Linked DNA regions of Homo sapiens: regions 2 and 3 are each linked to region 1. A link is an interaction called in ENCODE POLR2A ChIA-PET data of the cell type or tissue named here. Cell type or tissue: HepG2. All regions are shown on one strand. Each heading gives the region's core, and the rest is flanking DNA. Links, peaks and the distances in the headings are about the cores only. Region 1 has its middle 120 kb from the start of LINC02815. Region 2 overlaps LINC02815 (long intergenic non-protein coding RNA 2815). Region 3 overlaps LOC105373143 (a long non-coding RNA gene).

Evidence for each region. Peaks named below come from ENCODE experiments on the same cell type or tissue, not always from the same donor. Only the 100,000 strongest peaks of a DNase experiment are listed, where the experiment ranks them.
Region 2: POLR2A ChIA-PET joins it to region 1 with 19 read pairs; 3 of 35 experiments call an interaction of 5 or more read pairs at or near these places.
Region 3: POLR2A ChIA-PET joins it to region 1 with 16 read pairs; 2 of 35 experiments call an interaction of 5 or more read pairs at or near these places.

What each region holds. Positions count from the first base shown.
Region 1 is chr1:229,027,805-229,035,510 of GRCh38, forward strand. No RefSeq gene overlaps it. Among named protein-coding and RNA genes, the nearest start is that of LINC02815, 120 kb to the right of the region's middle. RefSeq lists enhancers at 1-457, 3,978-4,272 and a silencer at 3,978-4,272. In HepG2, for the core only: no CTCF peak of the experiment used is centred there; DNase peaks (open chromatin) are centred at 4,097 and 4,837.
Region 2 is chr1:229,127,779-229,135,484 of GRCh38, forward strand. The region is part of intron 1 of LINC02815 (long intergenic non-protein coding RNA 2815); the gene reads right to left. Among named protein-coding and RNA genes, the nearest start is that of LINC02815, 23 kb to the right of the region's middle. RefSeq lists an enhancer at 2,244-2,538. In HepG2, for the core only: no CTCF peak of the experiment used is centred there; a DNase peak (open chromatin) is centred at 3,943.
Region 3 is chr1:228,961,305-228,969,010 of GRCh38, forward strand. LOC105373143 (a long non-coding RNA gene) reads left to right here. Exons shown (of 3, transcript XR_949234.2): 2 at 1,559-1,691; 3 at 3,897-3,993. Among named protein-coding and RNA genes, the nearest start is that of LINC02815, 190 kb to the right of the region's middle. In HepG2, for the core only: no CTCF peak of the experiment used is centred there; DNase peaks (open chromatin) are centred at 3,047 and 3,307; H3K4me3 peaks cover 759 bases.

The DNA.
Region 1 (7,706 bases), core at 2,797-5,296:
CGAAACTGATTTCCCAATCCCCTAACGGTTTATGGTCAGCAATTTGGAAAACACTGGCTGAAATACTAATGAAAGGGCATCGCGGGCCTTCCCTGATGCGAGGGGAGGAAGGAAGGCTTTGCTCAGCTCTACGTTCCCACAGACCCACTTTTCCTGCCCTTTGCCCCACATCCCACCTGCCACTTGTGATTAAATAACAGTTTAACATCACCAAAGCTCCCTTTCACTCAAGAACTAACTCAATTAGGCTTGAGCTGGTGGGAGCTTAAAGCAGATTAAGGGAAGACAAAGGAGGCTTTGGGGTTTATCTTCAGCTTTCATGTTCCTAGGAGCTCTCTCTTCCTGTGCTGAGTCTTAAGCATCAAAGGGAGGGAGGCAGGGAAGGAGAGGAGAGGGGAGGGGAGGGGAGGGGAGGGGAGGGGAGGGGAGGGGAGGAGAGGAGAGGAGAGGAGAGGAGAGGAGAGGAGAGGAGAGGAGGATGGAAGGAAGGAAGGGGAGGGAGGAAGGAAGGAATGAAGGAAAGGATGAAAGGAAGGAAGGAGAGGAGAATGGAAGGGAGGAAGGGGAGGGAGGAAGAGAAGAAAGAGAAGAAAACTCTCCCAAGCCCCCATCATGGGCTGAGGCCAACCAGCACTGCACTGGTCACCCCCACTTTTATTTTTAAACTTCAAAGTGCATCTTGGAGATAAGGCTCTCTTTTCCCATGAGATGCTGAGGGCTGTGTTTGGGTGTGCAGGAATAACGTAGGCCTTAGACAATTACTTGTAACCTTAGAGGTACTGGGAGGGTTCCGGGCTGTGCTGGGCCCAGATACTCAAAGTGCTTCCTGAGGAAGATGTCCGTGGTTCAGCTCAGGGATGGGCACTGCTCCCCACGCTCCTCCAATGGGGCAGCTCCCTGCTCCGACCCCACCTCCCACCTCCCCCAGCAGCTCAGACAGCCATCTGTGCGGCAGATGAGCTGCACACAGAAGGTGCTCGGCAAACACTTGCCGAATCCCCTGAAATGGTCCATCTGGGCCCCTTTACAAATCGAATTCTTTCTAGATCAGTGGCGCCCAACAGAATTATAATGTGAGCCACACACGTCATCTTACATTTTCTAGTGGCTAACTAAGAAGTAATAATAATAAAAAGAAACAGGTGAAATTAACTTTAGCAATATACTTTGTATATAAAAATCATTATCATTCCAACATGTAATCGTATAAAATTTGTAAGATTTTTATAGTCTCTTTTTCTAGTACCAAGGGCTTGAAATTCAGTGTCAGTTTGGAATTGCCACATTTAGAGTGCTCAGTAGCCGCATGGGGCTTGCAGCTACCACCCTGAGCTGCAGCTCTGAACTCTAACCAGGACTCGGGGCAACTGGGGCCCAGGCTGGAGCTCAGCTCAGAAGGAAGGTGCTAGGTGGAGTCCTCCAGCCACAAGTCACAAAGCAGACTGTGTTGGGGGGCCTTTGCCACTGCACCCCCCTCCCCACCGTCCTCACTTGCCTTCCCCACCTGGCACTGTATCTGGTGGGAGGAGATGGGCAGGGCGTGGGAACAGAAGGAATGGATGAGGACTTAGAGATGTGTGAGCAGCTCTCACAGCCATACACTGCCCCTGCTGGGGAGTCCATGTGGACCCCTCAGCTGGGACTGACCCCATCACCTGTAGTGAGACACACCAAGAAACACGCCCCATCAACACAAAAATGTCTGCTAGGCCAAATCTGGCACAAGCTTAGTGACAGCTGAGTTAAATTACTGTATCCATGGTGCAGTCACCAAATACTTGCAGCCCTCAATCATTTTCAGCTGTCTTTTTGGGGACAACAGAGACATATACAGATTGTCAATTCAACATGAGCTCATTTTATTAGACGCAATCAGCCATATGGCACTTTGCGACCAGTAGACGTGCTCCTTTGACAATCAGTGTTATTGAGCCTGCTCAGTAATGAGTTAGCTACTGGTCTTGTCTTCCCTTAGAAGAATCCATTTAACTCCTATGAGTGAGTCAGCTTTTTCCTAAGTGACATCTTTGAGGGGAATGCAATGCCAGCTTGTCACATGCCAGGCTCTGGCGCTCAGTTCCAGAATGTTAGAGCTGGGAAGGTCTTGGTTCTCTCCTAGTCCTGTGGCTTTTGAGCTTTACTTTCTAAGTGCAAAACTTTCTTTCAAATGAAATCTTATGGGGAGGCCTGACTAAGACAGATTCTTCTGTAGGAGCTGGAAGGACAGCACAGAGCTCTCCCTCCCTTCCTCCTCCCCAGGCACCTCTGTGTGGTCAGGGTTTATTAGAAAACCAGCAACGCTAGGCAAGCCACTCATTGTACACATCTTAAAAGCAGGACCCAGAGCAGCTGTGTGTGATATAGTCACACTGTGCCATGACAGAGCCAGGGTTGGAATTCCACTCTCAGATTCTAAGACCTCTACTATTATTATTATTATTATTATTATTTGAGATGGGATCTTGCTATGTTGCCCAGACTAAAGTGCAGTGGCCCTTACAAAGATCTCTATTTTAGTATTTCCAGAGAGTTCCATGGAAGATCTTTGAAAGATACAAATGGTCCCACATGTAGAAACAGGTTATCATGAGGTTTGTTAGAGTTTATTGAGTGCTGTGTGAGAGGCCCCATGCAATGGCTTTCCATGCCAGCCCACAAATTTCAAACTGCAGTAGGAATGGCATTACGTTCCCAGCCTAAATGCAGTTATCCCTAACTGCCCTCAGGACCTGGCATCTAGAGGCTGGGGCACCATGGGGTCCCAAATTCTCTGTGCCCTGAGACCTTGAGTCTATAGAACCAGCATGAATGATATAGAAGTTATTAAGAAATTGTTTTAGGCAGTTAGTGTGGGTAAAAGAGTTCTCAGTGGAATTTCCTTTTAATAAAAAGCAGCCCCCAAACCATTTCTTTTCTAACAGAAAGCAGCCCAAAAGCCAAGCTGCAAGCATAGATAAGCAAGCTGGAAGGTCACATGTGTAAGTGCCAGCAGCTGTACCTGGAAGCCAAGTACATTCCAACATGGTGACTTCCCCTCCCTCTCCTTGTTGTCACCTGTGCAGGTGTCATGGCACCACCAGGTTGAGGCCACATTTGCATAATAAAAGATTAGGGTGGGAGGGCCAGTTTCTTCGAAGGCTGTGTAAATGACATACCTGGCCAAACCAATCCCCTGGGACCTACGTAAATCAAACACCGCCTCCTCAAGCCCCTCTATATAATCAACTGCATCCCACCCCAAACTTAGAAACCCTCTTGGGCACCCCCTTCCTCTGCCTGAGGAAGCTCTCTCTCTCTCTCTTCTTTCTGTGTCTATTAAAGTTTCCGCCCCTTAAACCTACTCCGTGCGTGTGTGTCCATGTCGTTAATCTTGTCGGCTCGAGACAACGAACCTCGGGTATTTCCCCAGACAACGAAGCCACTTCACTCTCAGATTGGCTAATGAGGCCCCTGCTACTGTGGAGCTGGCAGAGGTTTTAGTGGGAAGGGTCAAGAAGGGCCTTCATGGGGCCCTGGGGGTTCCTTAGCAACAGCAGCAGAGGGCTGTAGATAGGTCTATGGATGTCAGGGAAGACTCTAACTGGGGTGGGAAGGCAGATTCCACAGAAAAGGACAGCTAGCTAGCGATAGTCAGGTTCTATTATACATCTGGGAGACCTGTACTTGGCAGGCACTAAATGGGCTATGAGCTAAGGCCTGGGCTGGACCCTGGGGACGGCCACGACATCTGCCTACCAGAATGGGCAGAAAGACCTCCGGGGATGCATCAGATTCTTCATCTGCCTCCCCATCTGCTCAGACTGTCTCTAACCACCTACCACCATTGTCCTGGTTGAGCAGAAGAGGAACATAAGCCAGGCCCGTGTGCAGAGGTCCATGCCTGTAATCCCAGTGCTTTGGGGGGCTGAGGCAGAAGGATCACTTGAGGCCAGGAGTTCAAGACCAGCCTGGGTAACACAGTGAGACCCTGTCTCTACAAAAAATAATAATTATCCAGGCATGGTGGTGTGGGTCTGTAGTCCTAGCTACTTCGGAGGCTGAAGTGGGAGGGTTTGTTGGGTTCAGGAGTTCAAGGCCACAGTGAGCTATGATTGTGCCACTGCACTCCACCCTGGGTGACAATGAGACCTTGTCTCTAAAAAAGAAAAAAGAACATAAGCCGATATCAAAGACCACAGAGGTGCAAGTCAGGGCCAAAAAGGGACCAACAAGGCGTTGCTGGGCTTCCCTGAAGGAGGTCCTGGAGCCCCCAGAGGCTGGCCGGCCTGGGCTAGGACGGGGCTGTCGTTATGGCTCTAATCTATTGCCATTACCACCCCCACCCAGCCCCCTACTCCCCCACTCCCCTACATACACACCAAGTCCCTGCCTAGGTCAGGCGGGCTGAGCCAAGACAAACACAGCACATGAGCTCACTATTCTGAGGCTGCAGCTCAGATGTGCTATCTGAAATGTGGGGTTTGGACTGGGGTCTTAACCGGAAAAAATAAGCAAGAAATTTTGAAACAAAAGAAAATGTTAACTTGAACCATTTCAGGGATCACTTTACCTTAAAGCTGTTCAGATTCAAACATTGCTAATGGCAAAGCCAAGATTTAAATGGGCCCATTGGGAAAAGAAGTAAAATGGGGGGATTTCCAGGAATGGATAAGAAGGTTAGAATCTGCAGTACATTAAAATTTTAAAAGGATAAAAGGTAGAAAACCAGCCCCAGGAGATTGCCATGAACTCTGACATGAGGGGGTTGGAGCACAAGCCCCACCTTTCCTTCTGCAATTGCAGATTTCCAGGATTCAATTCCATTTCAATTGCCTCATTTCCTTTTTCTCTTTCTTTGTTGCACAGTGATAGTTTGGAAAGTGGGAGGGACAGGCTAGAGGAGAAAGGGCTGGGGATAATGGGAGACAGTGTGGTAAAGAGGAGCACCACAGTACTCCGTCCCTAAAGAAGGGACTCAGAATGGGCAGCTCCTCAGAGCCAGCAGGTGAGGCCAAGTACACCAGCTTCTTGGTGCATTTTCAGTGACAGGTCATTTTCCTCCTACAAGTGCGTGTCTCCCTATCCAGGGAAAGAGCAATAGTAGGTGAAGGTTGTTAGTTGCCTGAGCAGAGAAATGGAGGCTTGATGTTAAGTTGAGACCAGATCTCAGTGAGCTTTGAAAGCTGTGAGAGTTTGGACCTTATTCCATAGGTGAGGGTCCGCAATCACATACAGATCTGTGGATGCTCTGGAGGAGTTTACATTCTCACGAGAAGGACAAGCAATTAACTATCTAAGCTATTGCATTTAATTAATTAACCTTGGCAAGCCCTACCAAGGACAAGTATGAGTTACCCTGACAGCAGATAATGGGGACAGGACTTCCTCTGTGGTTACCGACAGGAGATGACCCAAATTAGGGGGAGGAAGAGCATGAGTTTAGTCTGGGAATTGTTGAGCTTGAAAGGGGCTGTAGATGCCCAGTGGCAAAGGAAAGCAGACAGTTAAAATTGGATTAGCTATGCCAATCTAGAGCTCAGAAAGAAAGAGAGAGCTACAGATATGGTTGGAATTGAAGGCATGGACATAGATGGATGGGATTATTTGGGAAGAATATAGAGACATATGAGGGTCTAGAATGGAACCTTCACAATAACATTTGAAAGTCAGGTAGGGAAGGATAAATCAGCAAACGAGACTAAGGAAGCATGTGTCTGATCCATTGATTATTGTGTTCCCTAGAACCAAGCCCAGTACTTGGCATAGAGTAATCAATAAACATTTATTGAATTGAAACGTATATCATCTTGATTGTCTTTTCCCAGTGAAAAAACAAGCTGTGTTAATCAGCTATTGCTGCAATGGTGTTGTGTAACAAACGACCCCACAGCTCAGAGATTCTCTAGCTTCACAGCTAGCTCCAGTCTGTTCACATCTCCCAGCTGGGGCTGAGCCTGAAGGGCAGTGGTTACTCATGCTCTCATGGCAAGCACTTTTAGAGCCAGTGCCCGCATCATGCCCACCCACATTCCATTGGCAAGCCATAGCCAATCCCAAAATCAAAGAGACAAGTCGTAGATGAGAATGAGCACTTACTTTAGACCCTGAGCAATTTGTGTTCAAATCCTGGATCTACCACTAATAAATGCATCAACTAAGTCAACTTACTTAACCTATCTGAGCCTCATTTTCCACACCTTTAAAACAGGTGTAATAATAGCTCCTTTAGGGGTCTTGAGGATTAAACATGATATACATGAAGAACTTATGACACCTGGTAAGTGAGAAATAACCAGTAGCTACTGTGATCTCTGACCTCCCCTTCTAACTGTAGCCCTGAATCTCAAAAGCTTGGATGCTTTAACCAGAGCTCCATGCTCACATCTCAGGTGGGGTTGTGCCCACATCCCCCAGCAGCTCAGGAGAAAAGCTCACCCTGAATTCCGTCTCTGAGACACACCCTGGGGCAGGAAAGGGAGCAGAAAAAATAATCAAGAAGTCTTGAGGCAGGGTCCAATTCAGCCATTTACCAAATGCCTCCCAGATTTGCTGGAGCTGATGTTTAGTTTTTATCCAGTCCAAACCCACACTTTTGCCTGGAGGCATCCTTATGAGAAGTCCTCTTACTTTCCAGGCCCAGCTTTTAGTTCTGCCTGTGTTTTGAGTGATACCAAAGTACTAATGGGGAATAAAATTATGCAAGCAGACAGCTTTTCCAAATGGGACTTTTCCCAGACTGCATTTGAACTAGACCTTGGCCTGAAACGCAATATCCAGAGCTTTCTTTGTAGCTTTCTTTATGGCTTGAGAAGTCTTTTTCCATGCACGCTTATGTAAAGATGAAGAATTTATAAGATTCAATGAGATGTCTGGCATCAGTCCCGGCTGTATCTACTGAAGGCTGTTTTCTTTTCTCCATATCCACTGTTTAGTAAATTACCAGAGTAGCCATCAGGAAATAGATGATCAGTGATATTGCCATCATCATTATTTCATAATGGCCATTCAATATGTTTTTCTTTATAGCTCTTAAGAAATGTACTTCTGTAATTCAGCATCCTTTCTCAAATTTTAAGCAGCAGGTTTTCTTTGACATTAATTCATTTACTCTACAAGTATTTATTGAGCACTTACCTGTGTCAGGCACATGGTAAGGGCTGAGAATTTAGTAGTAAATAACTACTGCAGCCACTGCCCTTGTGGCGAGTATAGATGAGGAAACAGAGTCTCAAAAAGAGTAAAGTTTGGCCAAAGTCACAACACAAGTTTGAGCTGAAATTGGAAGTCATATATGCCAACAGGACCAGCTTCATAACTTGCAAAGCCCAGTGGTAGATGAAAATATAGGCACTTGTCCAAAAACGACTAAGAATTTCAAGACAGCAACATCCAAGCATTAAACCAAGTGCAGGACCCTGTCCCACACCCAGGTAGCTGGCGCCGTGCTCTGAGTCATAATTTTTAAATCAGTTTTGACTAATTCTGTACTTAAATGACCATGAAAAAGTGATGGGAGGGGTGTACTGTGGAGTAAGGATGAAACCACCAATAATCTTGAGCTAAGGAACAAACAGGAAATTCACATATGGTATTTCTGTTTGCTGGCCCCTTTTTCAGAGTTAAATGTTTAGACATAGTCCTACCTTGATAAATTTTTCACAGCAGAACACCCCAACTGGGATTTCCAAATCCTTCCATCACACACGGAGGAGCTAGGATTTGCAAAC
Region 2 (7,706 bases), core at 2,997-5,496, 100 kb after region 1:
CTACATTTCAAAAATTCTCAAGCTAGAGATCAAGTTTGAAATGAGTATGGATCTAGAAGAAGCTGAGAAAACAATTCTAGGAGATTTAGACGAACCAAAATGTATTTCTTCTCCCCAGTCCTAAACTAGTCCATGTTTTTGTTCTAAGTGGCCTGCTGTACTTTTGTAAAACAAAAAGACCACCCAAATCTCTAGTATTCTGCGGCCTATATAATCAGTGGGCAGAGTGAATTTTCCTTCCTTGCCATGGACCAAGAAGAGCCTCATACACCCAACTGTGGCCTCACCAGATTGTTTTTAGCCTGATGATGAGCCTCTATTAAACCCAGAATTTCTTTGTCCCAAAGAAGGGTCATGTGTGTTTAACAGACATAAAATCTGCACTAAGTGGGAGTCCTGGGCCAGCCTGCTGCGGCCTGTGCATGGTGAGAGGGAATCCTGCATAGCCCATCTGCTGCAGAAGAAGTTTCCAGAGAGGAAGAGAGGCCACCCAGAGACAGAAGCTCGTCCTCCCACGTCTCTCTAAATGAACCTGGTTTCTGCTTTCCCCGGCTGCTCCCAGAACCATTCAGATCTCCCCTTACCCTCTATTTTGCTATTGACTTGTAGAGACAAGGCCCACTTGGGCCTGCTTAAAATAGAACTCCCTGCGCTGGAGCCAGTTCTATATCAGTGAGTGTGCGTGTATGCTGATTTTCTTTGTCCTCTTTATAAATGAAAAAACTAAAGGTAATTACAATAAGAGCTTTGTTTTTTTAAAATTAAGCTCTTAATAAGTATCATGAACTAGTCTTTTTTTTTTTTTTTTTTTTTTTTTAGACGAAGTCTTGCTCTGTTGCCAGGCTGGAGTGCAGTGGCGTGATCTTGGCTCGCTACAAACTCCACCTCCTGGGTTCAAGTGATTCTCCTGCCTCAGCCTCTCGAGTAGCTGGAACTACAGGTGCCCGCCACCACACCCAGCTAATTTTTGTATTTTTAGTAGAGACGGGGTTTCACCGTGTTAGCCAGATGGTCTTAATCTCTTGACCTCGTGACCCGCCCGCCTCAGCCTCCCAAAGTGCTGGGATTATAGGCATGAGCCACCGCACCTGGCCTCTCAGTTTTATAAGCATTACCTTATTTGAACTTCACAAACAACCTGAGTGGTTATGAGCTGAGTATTGTTGCTATTATTAATCTATAAATGAGGAAACTGAAGCTCAGAGAGGCTTATTTACTCCCCCAACGCCACACAGCTAGTAAGTGATGGAGCCCAGATTAAAACTACTCAGTCTGACTCCAAAGTCTCTCCGTCTCCCTCATTCTCTACCCGTCCACACCACGGTAAGCTAGTTATCTAAAGGTACAAACAGGAGTTTTAACTTTTACTTTTACTCGTGAAAAATAAACCCCAGGAAATTTGAGCCATAAAAGCATCAGACCGACCCTTGGATTGTTCTGCAAAATCAATGCAGAGAAAGCAGAAAGGCTTTCATTGAACCGTGTAGCTAAAAATAAAAGACCCAACGAGCAAAGATTCCCTAGTGCTGGGCAGGAGAGGGGATCAGGGAAGTAGAAGAGAGAGGCAGCCTCTGAAGGGGCTCCCACACAAGTGCAGGGCGGCAGCACCTTAGCCGCAGAGCCCCGGGTGCTCTTCTTCCTGCCGGGACACCTGAGCCCACGTTCTCCTCTGCTGCTTGCCTCTTAGCACTCAAGCTGAGGTGTCGAGACCACATCCCAGAGGGCAAATGGCAGACAGTTAAGGAGCTGAGCAGCCAGCTGGGGTTGCTTCTTCGTCCCCAGAAGCCCCGCCAGCAACTTCTGTAGACCTGCCCATGGCCAGGACCTCGTCACAAAGCCTCCTCTGGATGGGGGGCCAGCCTCTTGCAGCTGCCCACCCAACCAGGGTGCTCGTAGGTGTCAGGCAGGACTCAGCAGCAGAGAGACAAGTCTTTCTGAAAGCAGAAAGGGAGTGCTCATGGGGAATTACATGACTCCCGGAATCATTAGGAGGCAGGTTCGCTTCCCAAAGCCACGCCACAGGGCTGGATGCGGAAGGACCTGCCTTCTGCTACAATTAGGGAGGCCCCAGTCACACCGGGAAGCCAGGGCTAAAACTGCAATGCTTTTTCTAGGAGCTCTGCCCCTACATGGGTGCGTCCCTCCCTGCCTCTGTCTCTCAGCTTAACCCTGCCTCAAATTTAGTCTCGTGACAGAAAAAATGGGACTAATCTGATTGGCAGAACCCACATCACATCCAGAATCCTAGCGCAAAGGTGCTGGGAAGCGCAGACTTGCTTTCCAGCTGTTGCAGAACTAATGGCACAGAGGAGGAAGCTGGGGTGGATGCCACACACGCCCATCAGCCACGAGTTAGCAAAGGAAGCAGAGACCTATTTCCAGGGGACTTTGGCTTCTGAGCTGCTGGTGGTGGGGGAAGGGAAAGGGAAGGGCACTGGGGTGAAAACAACCCTTCTTGCTTTCCTGTGCAGAGGACTCAGGATGTGGTTGGTGAGCCCATCATCTGGGGAGACGCATGAAGGGGAAAGGGGGAAAGAAAGCTTCAAAAGAAACATGGCTGAAGGGTTCCCGTCCTGGAGAAGAAGGGGTGGTGCTGGCCGTGACACTTACCCTATTGCCTCACAGACCTGGAGCGATTGACCTCTCTTGTGCACACCAGGGAGTGGGAGGGACAGGGGGATGAGGACATAGGCCTGCCTTGAAGAGCTTGCACCCTAATGAGAAAGCTAGAGCTGAGAAGCGCAAAGACAGGATGGAACAGGCAGGGTCCTTACAGTGCTACAGATGGGTAAGCTGAGGCCTGGGGGGTGACCACCTGCCTGGCATCCCCTGTGCCAACCTCCACCCCCCAGCAGGCTACTTCCATAGCGATCCAGGCTTCAGAGCATCTCAGGTTCCAGAGAGGCTCCAAAACGCACCAACTCAAAGTCTGTTTTACTGGAAATGTTCATGAAAATCTATTCCATTACTATTTAGATTATCAAGGCACACCACAGGGTGAAGTTTAACATGCAGCAAAACTTTTCTCAAGCCTCTTTTTCCAGCTCTCTCACTGATTCTCCAAAACTTCTCTCTTACTCTCTGCTCCCAGCAAAGCCTTGCCTCCTGGCAGCCCATGTGGGTGCCTGATTTTCTTCTGCTTCTTTTATTTAACCTCTACTCTTAATTCTCTCCTGCAAGGAAGTCTCTGATTCTTCTTCTGTAATTCCCAGCTGTCTCCCCACCACTTGCCTGCTTGAATCTCCATTTCTCTTTCTCTCTCTCCCTTGCCCTGATTCTAAATTGTAAAAGCCCAGAAATGGAGCTGGCAAAGATAGAATCCACTTTCGTCGGTGAAGGGCAGAGAGGTTATGAAGGCTCCTATTGCAAGCAATCATGGTCTCTGTTCACTCCCATAGCAAAGAGAGGAAACGTGAATCTCCTTCTCTCGAGCAGGTAGCTTGGCGTTCATTACCCTTCTTAGGAGCACTCCATAAATGTCTGAATCTCAGCAAATGTGGCCCCCCACCTCCTCCCCATCTCTGCCCTTGAACACTTGGAAGATCTTTAGAACCTGTCATCACTTGCCCAGGTTCATGGCAAAAGCAGACCTAAGTTGGAAACACCTGGCTCTCAGCCTCTCCACCTTCACCCCTGGCTTCTTCTGCTGTCAAACTCCTCTGAGTTTTTAAGTACAAAATGTGACACTTTCTGGTGTTGACCAAGCTGGAAACCAGCAGGTGCCCACATCTTAGACTACCCCTGCCCTCAACAGCAGCTTACATACTTAGAGTTTATTAAATCTGTTTACCACTACTCTGCACCTTAGCACAAGCATTAGTTAATCCCCTGTTTGGAGATCAAACCCAAGAAACATTTAAATATGATCTCCTGCCCAGTGTGGCAAACAAATCATTTCCATCATGGAAAAAAACCAGGGAGGAAAACAATGGTGCATTGAAACCAGTTATGCAACACAATCCTCAGTGATCAAAGTCCTCTGGTTTTCAATTAACGCAGGACATTCAGAGGAAGAGGGCTGCCTGCTTATTGATTAGTTGATTGTTTATGAAATGAAGAAACCTCATCTTTTCTCTATATTCTACTACTGGCTAGGGGCCTGGGAAGTGAAAATTGCCACCAGCACCATCCTGCAAAGCAGAGAACATTCCATTTACTCCTCCTTGCTTCCTGGGTGCCAGCACCCCCATCTTACCCAAGCTAGACCCTAAGGAACCTCTAGTTTCTCCTTCCCCTCACCTCCTCATGTAATTTCTCCCCAAATAACATCACATTTGCCTGAGCTCTGCCTCTCAGATCCCTGCTCTCCTTTACTCCTGTCTCTTCATTACTCCTTTCTCACCAAGACAGTAACAGCAGCTTCCATCCTTGTCTCTTTCCTGTCAACCTATGTGACTGCTAATGCTATTCAACTTTCTACATCTTAGATTGGGTTCTAACTGTCCTTTGACACAAGCCTTCCTTTGAGATGTGATTGAAAGTGATGTCTGTTACTTCTGGCAGAGCCTCAAGGGCCTGTACTCGCTTTGCCATGATCCTTTTTCCCTCTGCCATTGTGACTGACCATGTTCCTGATGAGGCTGCCACATGAGCCTGAGGAACAGAGTGGTACCACCCCACAAGGTCCACATAGCACAAGTGAACTACAATGCTTTATTTCAGTAACGCCACCCGTGTCTTGGAGCTCTATGCCCTGAGTGATTCAGGAGGTGGAGAACAGCTCTGGTTGCTTCCTTCTTTAAAGAATATCATTACTTTCCCAAGCTAATGCATGAATTAGAATCTAAAATATAGGTCAGGCACAGTGGCTCATGCCTATAATACCAGCACTTTGGGAGGCCAAGGCGGGAGTATTGCTTGAGCCCAGGGATTCAAGACCAGCCTGGACAACACAGAAAGACACCATTTCTGTTACATAAATAAATAGATAATCTGAAAAATAAAACAGGAATGCTAAGAGGCAATGTTGTATAATAATAATTTTTGTTTAATGACTGGCCTTTGTCCCAGGCTCCTGGGAGGGCAAATCTAAATCCTTGGAATTTCCCACATAGTAGGAGTGTCTTTGTTTTTCAAGAGGCCCTGGATTGGACCACACCTGACTTTATGCTAATGAAGTGGACCATGGTGGTTCCTAGATAGCCTCAGGATGGGGCTGGTCATGCTAGAAAGACCAACCATGTGATAAGAGGGCTGGGACTTTGAGACATGGAATATCAGTCTGACTTCCCATCCTCCAGGGAGGGAGAGAGCTTTAATAATAAAGCTGTAATCAAAGGTATAGCATTTGCCCAAGTTCTGTGAGTTGTTCTAGTGAGTTATTGAACCTGAGGAAGACCATGGGCACCCCTAGATTTTTGGTTGGTCAGTCAGAAGTAGGGGTATTGTTGTTGTGGGTCATGTTCTTTAATCTTTGGGGTCTGTTCTAACTCCAGGAAGTTAGTGCCAAAATTGAATAGCAATATACCAATTGGGGTCAGAATCGCTAGAAAAATAGGTTAGGTGGTGGACTTCACTGGGACATCCAGGCAGAGGTGGTGCCTTGGAATGAGGAAGTGGAGACAGAATGATATGAATAGGTGAGATCACTTCCACTGGAGTCCAAGCTAAGTCAGCTTCTTAAATCGTTCACATTCCCACCTCCTCACAGCCAAATGAGACCATTTCCTGCCCAGAGACTGGTTTCAGCTGGGCATCAATTTCCTGAACAGGGAAACCTACCAAACTTCTCACCTCCCAGAGAAAATTGTGCCCTCACATGGAAGATGAGGAGAGCCTGCTCCTCTCATTCCAGCGGCTCTCTTCTGCTGGCATTCTTATTCTTTGCACACGTTTTACAATTCACAGTTACCGGAGGTGGCAGGTCCCAAAAGTCTCTTAATTTGTCTTCTAGAAACTTCTAAAAGCACACTCAAACATCAGGACAAAAGGGAAAAGTGTCCCCCTAGGATAGTTCACTGCTATTACATAAGTTTCAAAAATGGACTACCTAAAAGATGACTCAAACTGAAAATGTAATTCACTGATATGGTCTGTCTCTGTGTCCCCCACCAAAATCTCATCTTGAATTGTAATCCCCATGTGTTAGGGGAGGGACCTTGTGGGAGATGATTAGATCATGGGGGTGGTCCCCCCATGCTGTTCTTGCTATAGTGAGTGAGTTCTCATGAAATCTGATGGTTTTACAAGGGCTTTTCCCCCTTCACTCTGCACTTGACTCTTCTGCCGCCATATGAAGAAGGACAAGTTTGCTTCCCCTTCTGCCATGATTGTAAGTTTCCTGGGGCTTCCCCAGCCATGAGGAACTGTGAGTCAATTAAACCTCTTTCCTTGATAAATTACCCAGTCTTGGGCAGTTCCTTATAGCAGCATGAGAATGGACTAATACAGTTAATTGGAACCAGGAGGTAGTGGGGTGCTGCTATAAGGATACCCAAAAATGTGGAAGCAACTTTGGAACTGGGCAATAGGCAGAGGTTGGAAGAATTTGGAGGGCTTAGAAGAAGACAGGAAAATGTGGGAAAGTTTGGAACTTCCTAGAGACTTGTTGAATGGCTTTGACCAAAATGCTTATAGTGATATGGACAATGAAGTCCAGGTCTCAGATGGAGATGAGGAACTTGTTGGGAACTGGAATATGCTTTATTTTGCCCCTGCCTTAGAGATCTGTGAAACTTTGAACTTGAGAGAGATGATTTAGGGTATCTAGTGGAAGAAATTTCTAAGCAGCAAAGCATTCAAGATGAGGAAGAGCATAAAAGTTGGAAAATTTGCAGCCTGATGATGCAACAGAAAAGAAAAACCTGTTTTCTGGGGAAAAAGTCAAGACAGCTGCAGAAATTTGCATAAGTAACAAGGAGCCAAATGTTAATCACCAAGACAATGGGGAAAATGTCTCCAGGGCATGTCAGAGACCTTTGAGGCAGCACCTCAAATCACAGGCCCAGAGGCCTATGAGGAAAAAATGGTTTTGTGGGCTGGGCTCAGGGCCACCCTGCTGTGTGCAACCTAGGGACTTGGTGCCCTGCCTCCCAGTCAGCTCCAGCTGTGGCTAAAATGGGCCAAGGTACAGTTCAGGATGTGGCTTTAGAGGGTGCAAGCCCCAAGCCTTGGCAGCTTTCATGTGGTGTTGAGCCTGCAGGTGCACAGAAGTCCAGAATTGAGGTTTGGGAACCTCTGCCTAGATTTCAGAGGATGTATGGAAATGCTTGGATGTCCAGGCAGAAGTTTGCTTCAGGGGCAGAGCCCTCATGGAGAACCTCTGCTAGGGCAGTGCAGAAGAGAAATGTGGGGTCAGAGCCCCCACAGAGTCCCCACTGGGGCACTGCCTGTGGGAGCTGTGAGAAGAGGGCCACCATCCTCTAAACTCCAGAATGGTAGATCCACCTATTGCTTAGGCTGTGCACCTGGAAAAGCCACACACACTCAACACCAGTCCATGAAAGCAGCAGGGATGGGGGCTGTAGCCTGCAAAACCACAGGGGTGGAGCTGCACAAGGCCATGGGATCCCACCTCTTGCATCAGCATGACCTGGATGTGAGACATGGAGTCAAAGGAGATTATTTCAGAGCTTTAAGATTTAATTACTGCCTCATTGAATTTCAAACTTGCGTAGGGCCTGTAGTCCCTTTGTTTTGGCCAATTTCTCCCATTTGGAATGGGTGTATTTACCCAATGCCTGTACCATCATTGTATCTAGGAAGTA
Region 3 (7,706 bases), core at 2,041-4,540, 67 kb before region 1:
CAAATGGGAAGCTGGCAGCCCTGCATATAGAAAAAGTGGTGGGAGCAGGACATCATCCCAGAGTGTATGGTGGGATGGGAGTTACAAACTGAAAAGAACTGCAAATTCAAGGCTATAGGCACACTGAAAATATCTATTTAGTGTCTGCAAAACATCTACCACATTAGTGTTGTCAGTTTCCGTTTTTATAGTTTTTTTGGTAGTTATATATATATATGTATTTTCTGGGTTTTATAGTTGTATAGATCTCTATACAGAATAGAAACCTAGAATTATGCTTTTTTTTATGAAGCACACACATACAAAAGTAAAGGCAAAAGAAGTCGACACCAGACAACTGTCGGGTTTTTGGGGATTTTTTTGTTTTTGTTTTCCTTAAGCGTAACAAAAAATCAGCATGTTCCTCATTTTGACGCTAAGCTGATGAAAGCTCCTCCTTTATGTCAGTATGGTTCCCCTCTGGGATCTGTGCAATCCTCTGCCAAATGGAAGGACCCTTACTGAAGGTGTAACAGACACATCCACAAGTCTGTCCTGTAATGTCACGTGTAAATCGTGATGGCTGCAACAAAATCAAATCAACAGGACAAAACAAAACAAAGCAAAACGGGTTAAGTAGAGAATAAACTCAGAACACCATAACCTTTGAAGCTAAGAAAAGAAGCAGACTCATGTGGCAGACATTATATTTTTTACTGTGGTAATATATTCCTAACATAATGTTTATCATTTTAACCATTCGTGAGTGTGCACTTCAGTGGCATTACACACATTCATATTGTTGTGCAGCCATCAGCACCATCTATATTCCAAAACCTTTTCATTCTACCCAACAAAAATGTTGTACCCATTAAATAATAGCTCCCAACTCTTTCCTCCTAGCTTGTGATAACCCCTCTTCTTCCTGTCTCTATGAAATTACCTACTCTAGGTACCTCATGTAAGTGGAATCATACAGTATTTGTCTTTCTGTGACTGGCATATTTCACTTAGCATTATTCCTTAATGTTAATCAATGTTTTAGCATATATCAAAGTTTAATTCCTCTTTGTGACTGAATAGTATTCCATTGGACAGACATACCACATTTTATTTATCCATTCATCCATCAGTGGCTTTACGGCTTTTGTGAATACTGTTGCTGGTGTACAAGTATCTGTCCCAGTCTCTAATTTTAATTTATTTGCACATATTCCTAGGAGTGGAATTTTGGGGTCATATGGTAATTCTGTTTAATCTTTTAAGAAATTGATAAATTGTTTTCCACAGTGGTTGGACCATTTTACATACCCACCAGCAATAAAAAAAGATTCTAATTTCTCTACATCTTTGCCAATATTTGTCATTTCCCCCTACCACCCCCTACCTTTATTTTCTAAGAGATAGGGTCTTGCTATGTTGACTAAGCTGGTCTTGAACTCCTGGCCTCAAGTGATCCTCCTGCCTCCCATCTCCTCCCCTCTCAGTTTACTGGAGGGCTTCTGAGAAAGAGTTTTGCACAATTAAAAAATACACAAGAAAGAGGCAGTCCTTTTTCTTCTGGATTTTTTTGTTTTAGATGAGATATCTGGAATTGCACAGCCAACTTACCACCGTGAGGGCAACTGTCCTGAAGACCAATCCAACCTGTGGAAGTCAGCAGAGCAGAAAGAGTAGATCTCTGGTCCCCAAAGACGTTGTTGAGTTATCAGGTGAGCCAAACTTGGAGCTGCACCACCTTGGAACATCTTGTCATATGTGATTATACATCTCTAACTGACAAGGACGTTGGAGTCAGGGATTTCTGTTCCTCGAAGCCAAAGCCATTTTAATTAGGATTTTTAAAATTTCTTCTTTGAAATGCACACAATTATACATATAAAATTAATATATATTGACCAAATATTTATGGCATCAAACATCAGTTTGATTTTTTTTCTTTTTTTTTTTTTAAATTATACTTCAAGTTCTGGGATACATGTGCAGAACGTGCAGGTTTGTTACATAGGTATACACGTGCCATGGTGGTTTGCTGCACCCATCAACCCGCCATCTACATTAGGTATTTCTCCTAATGCTATCCCTCCCCTAGCCCCTCACCCCCTGACAGGCCCCGATGTGTGATATTCCCTTCCCTGTGTCCATGTGTTCTCATTGTTCAACTCCTACTTATGAGTGAGAACATGCGGTGTTTGGTTTTCTGTTCCTGTGTTAGTTTGCTGAGAATGATGGTTTCCAGCTTCATCCATGTCCCTGCAAAGGACATGAACTCATCCTTTTTTATGGCTACATAGTATTCGTGATTTTTTTTAAGAGACAAGATCTCGCTCTGTTGCCCAGGCTGGAGTGTGGTAGCAAACATAGTTCACTGCAATCTCGAACTCCTGGGCCCAAGCAATCCTCCTGTCTCAGCTTCTGGCGTCTCTGAAACTACAGGCACACACCATCATGCCCAGCTAATTTTCTTTATTTTTAGTAGAGATGAGGTCTCACTCTGTTACCAGGCTTGTCTTGAACTGCTAGGCTCAGGTGATCCTCCTACCTTGGCCTCCCAAAGCATTGGGATTACAGGCGTAGGCCACTGGACTCAGCCTTAATTTGATCTTTGTCAGCACTGTAATAGCTCACAATCTGCTTATTGGAAGATAAGCGATGCAATATAAAACCTTATGAGATTAAGTATCAAAGGAAATATCACAGCCAGTCAGTGGTTCAGAGGAAGGAGTGAGGTTTGAGGCTGGAGTGGGATCCAGGCCAAAGTGGAGGTCATAGCTGAGCTGGACCTTGGAGGTGGGCAGGATCACAAGAAGACAAATGGAGGGGGCATTTTCTCCACTCTTTAGTCACATTTCTTTTTATAAGGAAAAAAAGTGCCCATATACCAAAGATTGTGCTCAGGAATTTCTGATAGTGATTGAAGCAATCCCTCTCTCTAATCTCACTCTCCCTGCATTCCTTCAAGTACAAGCTGTTTTCAAAATATTCTAGCACATTTCTTTGCAAACTGTTTTCATCATTTGGAACTTGCTATCTCACCTAAATGGAATGTGAGTTTACTCAGTTCAGAGTTTTTCAGATGTGATAGGAGGAGTCACATGAGCTGAAGCAAACCACCCAGCGGCCCCTGGAAAGATCTTCAAGCTCCCAGTCGTGGGTGGGACCCTTCCGACCCTACAGTGTACTGATTAAAATACAAGAAAAACAGATGAACAAAACCCAAAGCAGCTGCCCTTGCTTGCTCAGTGTGTTTGGATCCTGGAGGGGCTAGAGAGAAAGGAAAAGAGGTGTCCCTTAGTGAGGAGTGACCAAATGTCCCCTCCCCTTGTTACACACTGCAGGACAGCATTCTGCTTCCACAGGACAACTCAGAGAGGCCACATCCTGCTGTCTGTAAACACTGCTGCTGTGTGTAAATAAATCTCATTCCTGGAAGGGTCTTGGGCTGGAGTGAGCAGCTTGATCCATACCAGAGACAGTGAGCCTCCAAGACAAGGCACAGGGGAGAGGACAGACGGCCAGGCCTGGGTCTGCGGCAGGCCACTGCGAACCCCCAGGAAGTCACTTAACAGTCCTGGTTATTCACCATGGAAATGGGAACCCGAATGCTGGGCTCAGGTGGTTGCTGTGAGCAGTACATTAAAACATTTTCCGTATGGCTGTCATTGGCAACGGGGTAGTAGTGAGTGGTGGAAAGATGCGTTATTGGTCTTTGCCCCACCTTCAGAAAGGCATCAAATTTAGGGATTTAGTTGTATCTTTAAATAAGATCATCCACACGGTCATTGTGTTTTATGTGTGCGTGGTGAACAGGGAGACAGCGATGCTAAAACTATGAATTTGTTAAATGTGAAAAATTAAAATATACCATAATTGTTATTACCTTGTCTTGGAGGACTGTGTGTGTGTCTTATATACAGATTTTCTTCTGCCTCTGCCACCCCTGAGACAGCAAGACCAACCCATCCTCCTCCTCCTCAGCCTGCTCAATGTGAAGAAAATGAGGATGCAGACCTTGATGATGATCCACTTCCACTTCATGAATAGGAAATACATTTTCTTTTCCTTATGATTTTCTTAATAACATTTTCTTTTCTTTAGCTTACTTTGTTATAAGAATACAGTTTTATTACATATAATGTACAAAATATGTGTTAACCAACTGTTTATGTTATCAGTAAGGCTTCCAGTCAACAAGAGGTTATTAGTAATTAAAGTTTTAAAGAGTCAAAAGTTATAAGCAGATTTGTGACTGGATGGAGGGTCAGTGCCCCAATCCCTGCATTGTTCAGGAATCCACTGTATTGTATAAGTATGTGTGTGTATGTGTATATATATACCTATATATATACACGTGTATATATATATATTCATATATATATATATACACGTGTATATATATTTTATACACACACACCCACACTCACACATATATCTCCATTCCTGGAAATACTCCAGGCTTGAGTGTATGTATTTCCAGGAGCCTTAAAAAATGGCAACTGCTCAGGAGTGTCTTGACTTCTGAGAGGCTTGCAAAAGATCTAGCAGACAGAGCCCTTCTCAAGTCTGCAGGACAAGGGAAAAAGCATTAGAGAAGGGCAGGCTGGTTTTCAGAGATGTTTCAAGACCCATGGAGACAGGAGCCCCAGGGCGAAGTGTGTGCATTTTGGAAGAATTTGGTAAAGAGAACCACCCATCTGTGCTGGCCCCTATTTTCTCTGCAAGAGAATCTGCTTCATAGGTGCTATGAAATTGCAATTGTGATTGAGCTATTAAATTGCTGCCCATGCCAAACCTGGCTCCATTGAGAGCTGAAGATGTTTCTGAGCTAAATGAACTGCCATCCACATAAATACAGTCACAAGCACGCCCAGGAGCTGGAGCCATCTACCAAGCCCAACGTTCACCTCTTCTTTATTTCTATTTAAAAAACAAACAAGCAAACAAAAAAACTTTTGTTGACATATAACAAACACATCACAAAATGCACTATCTGTAAGGGTACAACTCAGAGCATTTTACAGAGTGAACGCTCCCGTGCCATTCCACCCAGATGAGTACAAAGAGCGTTACCAGCATGCCAGAGCCCTCCTCACACCCTACCAGGTGAGTGTGCCTCCCTCCCAAAGCACCCCCAGCTTCACTTCTAAGACCTTGGATTGCTTGTGCCTGTTTTTAACCTTTATGTAAATGAAATCACACAGTATGTGCATGCTCTTTAGTTTCTGGCCTATCTTGCCCAACCTGATGTCTGTGTGATTCGTTTCTGATCTTCCATGAAGCACCATTTTCATTATTGTATAGGATTCCATTGCATAAATAGACTACCATTTATTTCTCTGTTCTACTATCAAGGGACATTTGGGTTGTCTCTGGATTTTGGCTGTTATAAATACTGCCAATAGAAAGCTTTTTTGTTTATGCATTTGGGGAGGGGGAGGATACACCTAAGAATGAAACTGCTGGCCCACGGGGTCTGCGTATTCAGTTTCCAATGGTTATCCAGGGTGGCTGAGTCAGCTGATACTCCCACCAGCAGAGCCAAGAGTTTCTGTTGCTCCACATCTTATGGACTCTGGGTATTGTCAGTCCTTTTCATTTTCACTCTTCTGGTGGTTGTGAGGGGGTATCTCATTATGGTTTTAATTTAAATCTCCGGGATGTTTGATAAGGTTTAGCACCTTTTCATATGTTTATTAGCTATTTAGAGGTTCTCATGTGTTAAGTGCCTATTCAGGTCTTTGGCCAATTTTTCTACTGGGTTGTCTGTCCTTTTCATATTGATCAGTAGGAGTCTTTTATTTATTCTTCTTATGAACCTTTTTGTTACATGTTGCAGATATCTTCTTTTCATTCTTTTAATGGTATACTTTGATGAACAGAAGTTATAAATTTTAATATAGTCCAGTTTATCAATCTTTCCCTTTATGGCTACTGCTTTTTGTGTTCTCTACCTCAAAGTCACAAAGACAGTCTCCAATGTTATGCTCTATGAGCCTTATTATTTTATCTTTCACATTTTGATCTGTGGTCCACCTGAAATTGCTTTTGGTATATGATAAACGTCAAGATTATTCGTTTTTTGGATATCTAATCAACCCAGCATCATTTGTTTTTTAAAAAAATCCTTTCTCCATTATTTTATGTGCTACCTTTGTCATAAATCACATATCCATATAATGTGGGCCTATTGCTGGACTCTATTCTGTACCATGGGTCTACCCATATATTCTTGCTGCAGTCCTGCACTGTCTTAACTACTATCGATTTATGAGTCTTTATGTCTAGTAGTGCATGTCCCACAACTATTTTCTTCTTCTTTAAGTTTGTCTTAGCGATTTTTAGCCTTTTACATGTGGCTATATATAAATTATAGCATCAGCTTGTCGGTTTCCACCACAAATTCTGCTGGGATATTGATCAGAATTTCATTAAATCAATATAGACCCTTTAGGAAACAATCAATACCTCCAAATATTTAGTTTTTTTGAATCCATGAATATGGTATATTATTTATTTAATTTTTAAATTTCTTTTAGGAATGTTTTATAGTTTTCTGTGTAGGTTTGCAAATCTTGTGTTGAATTTATTCCTAGCTATTTGATCTAAATGAATTTTTTTAAACTTTAACAATTGTCTACTGATACTATGTAGAAATATAATTGACTTTTGCATATTAACTTTGCATCCAGAGAACTTGGTACATCAATTAATTAATTTTAATAGTTTATGTGTAGATTCATTTGGATTTCTACATATAATATGTCATTTGGGAATAATGACAGTTTTATTATTTCCATGCTAACTCTTATACATTTTGTTTCTGCATTTCTTTATATGCTTTATTTTACTGTCTGAGACCTTTAGTACCATGTTTAATAAAATACACATAGTAAACAGACTTGTCTCATTCTCAACCTCAGAGGAGAAAACTTAATTTTACTATTTAATATTATGTTAACTATATTTTTAATTAGATAAAGTTCTATTATATTACAGGCTTAAGAGTTCCTTTTTAAAAATTAAGAACAAACATTGAATTGTATAAAATGCTTTTTTCTGCTTCTATTGAGATGATTGTATGATTTTTTTCCCACATCAAATTACTTTTTTTTTTTTTTTTTTGAGACGGAGTCTTGCTCTGTCGCCCAGGCTGGAGTGCAGCGGCGCAATCTCGGCTCACTACAAGCTCCGCCTCCCTGGTTCACGCCATTCTCCTGCCTCAGCCTCCTTAGTAGCTGGGACTACAGGCGCCCGCCACCACGCCCGGCTAATTTTTTGTATTTTTAGTAGAGACAGGGCTTCACCGTGTTAGCCAGGATGGTCTCGATCTCCTGACCTCGTGATCCGCCCGCCTCGGCCTCCCAAAGCGCTGGGATTACAGACGTGAGCCACCGCGCCCGGCCCCACATCAAATTACTTTTATTGATTTTCAGATGTGAAACTAACCTTGCAACTTGATCTTGATACATTGCCTTTTCTATCTAGTGCCGGGTCGCATTTGCTAAACATTTGTGTAGAGTTTTTCTATCTTTAAATGAGAGTTACCGTAATTTTTCTTTTTTGCAGTTAGACCAAGAAGATCACTTCCGTCTCCTGGGGACGGCACTAATTCAAAGCTGGCTGCCCGTGCCTGTGAGGGTCAGTGTCCAGTTCTGTCTTATTCCCACGCTGTGATCTCGGGCCCCAGCTGAAAGCTGGGAGCGTTCAGCAGGCACCTTCCTCCTTGA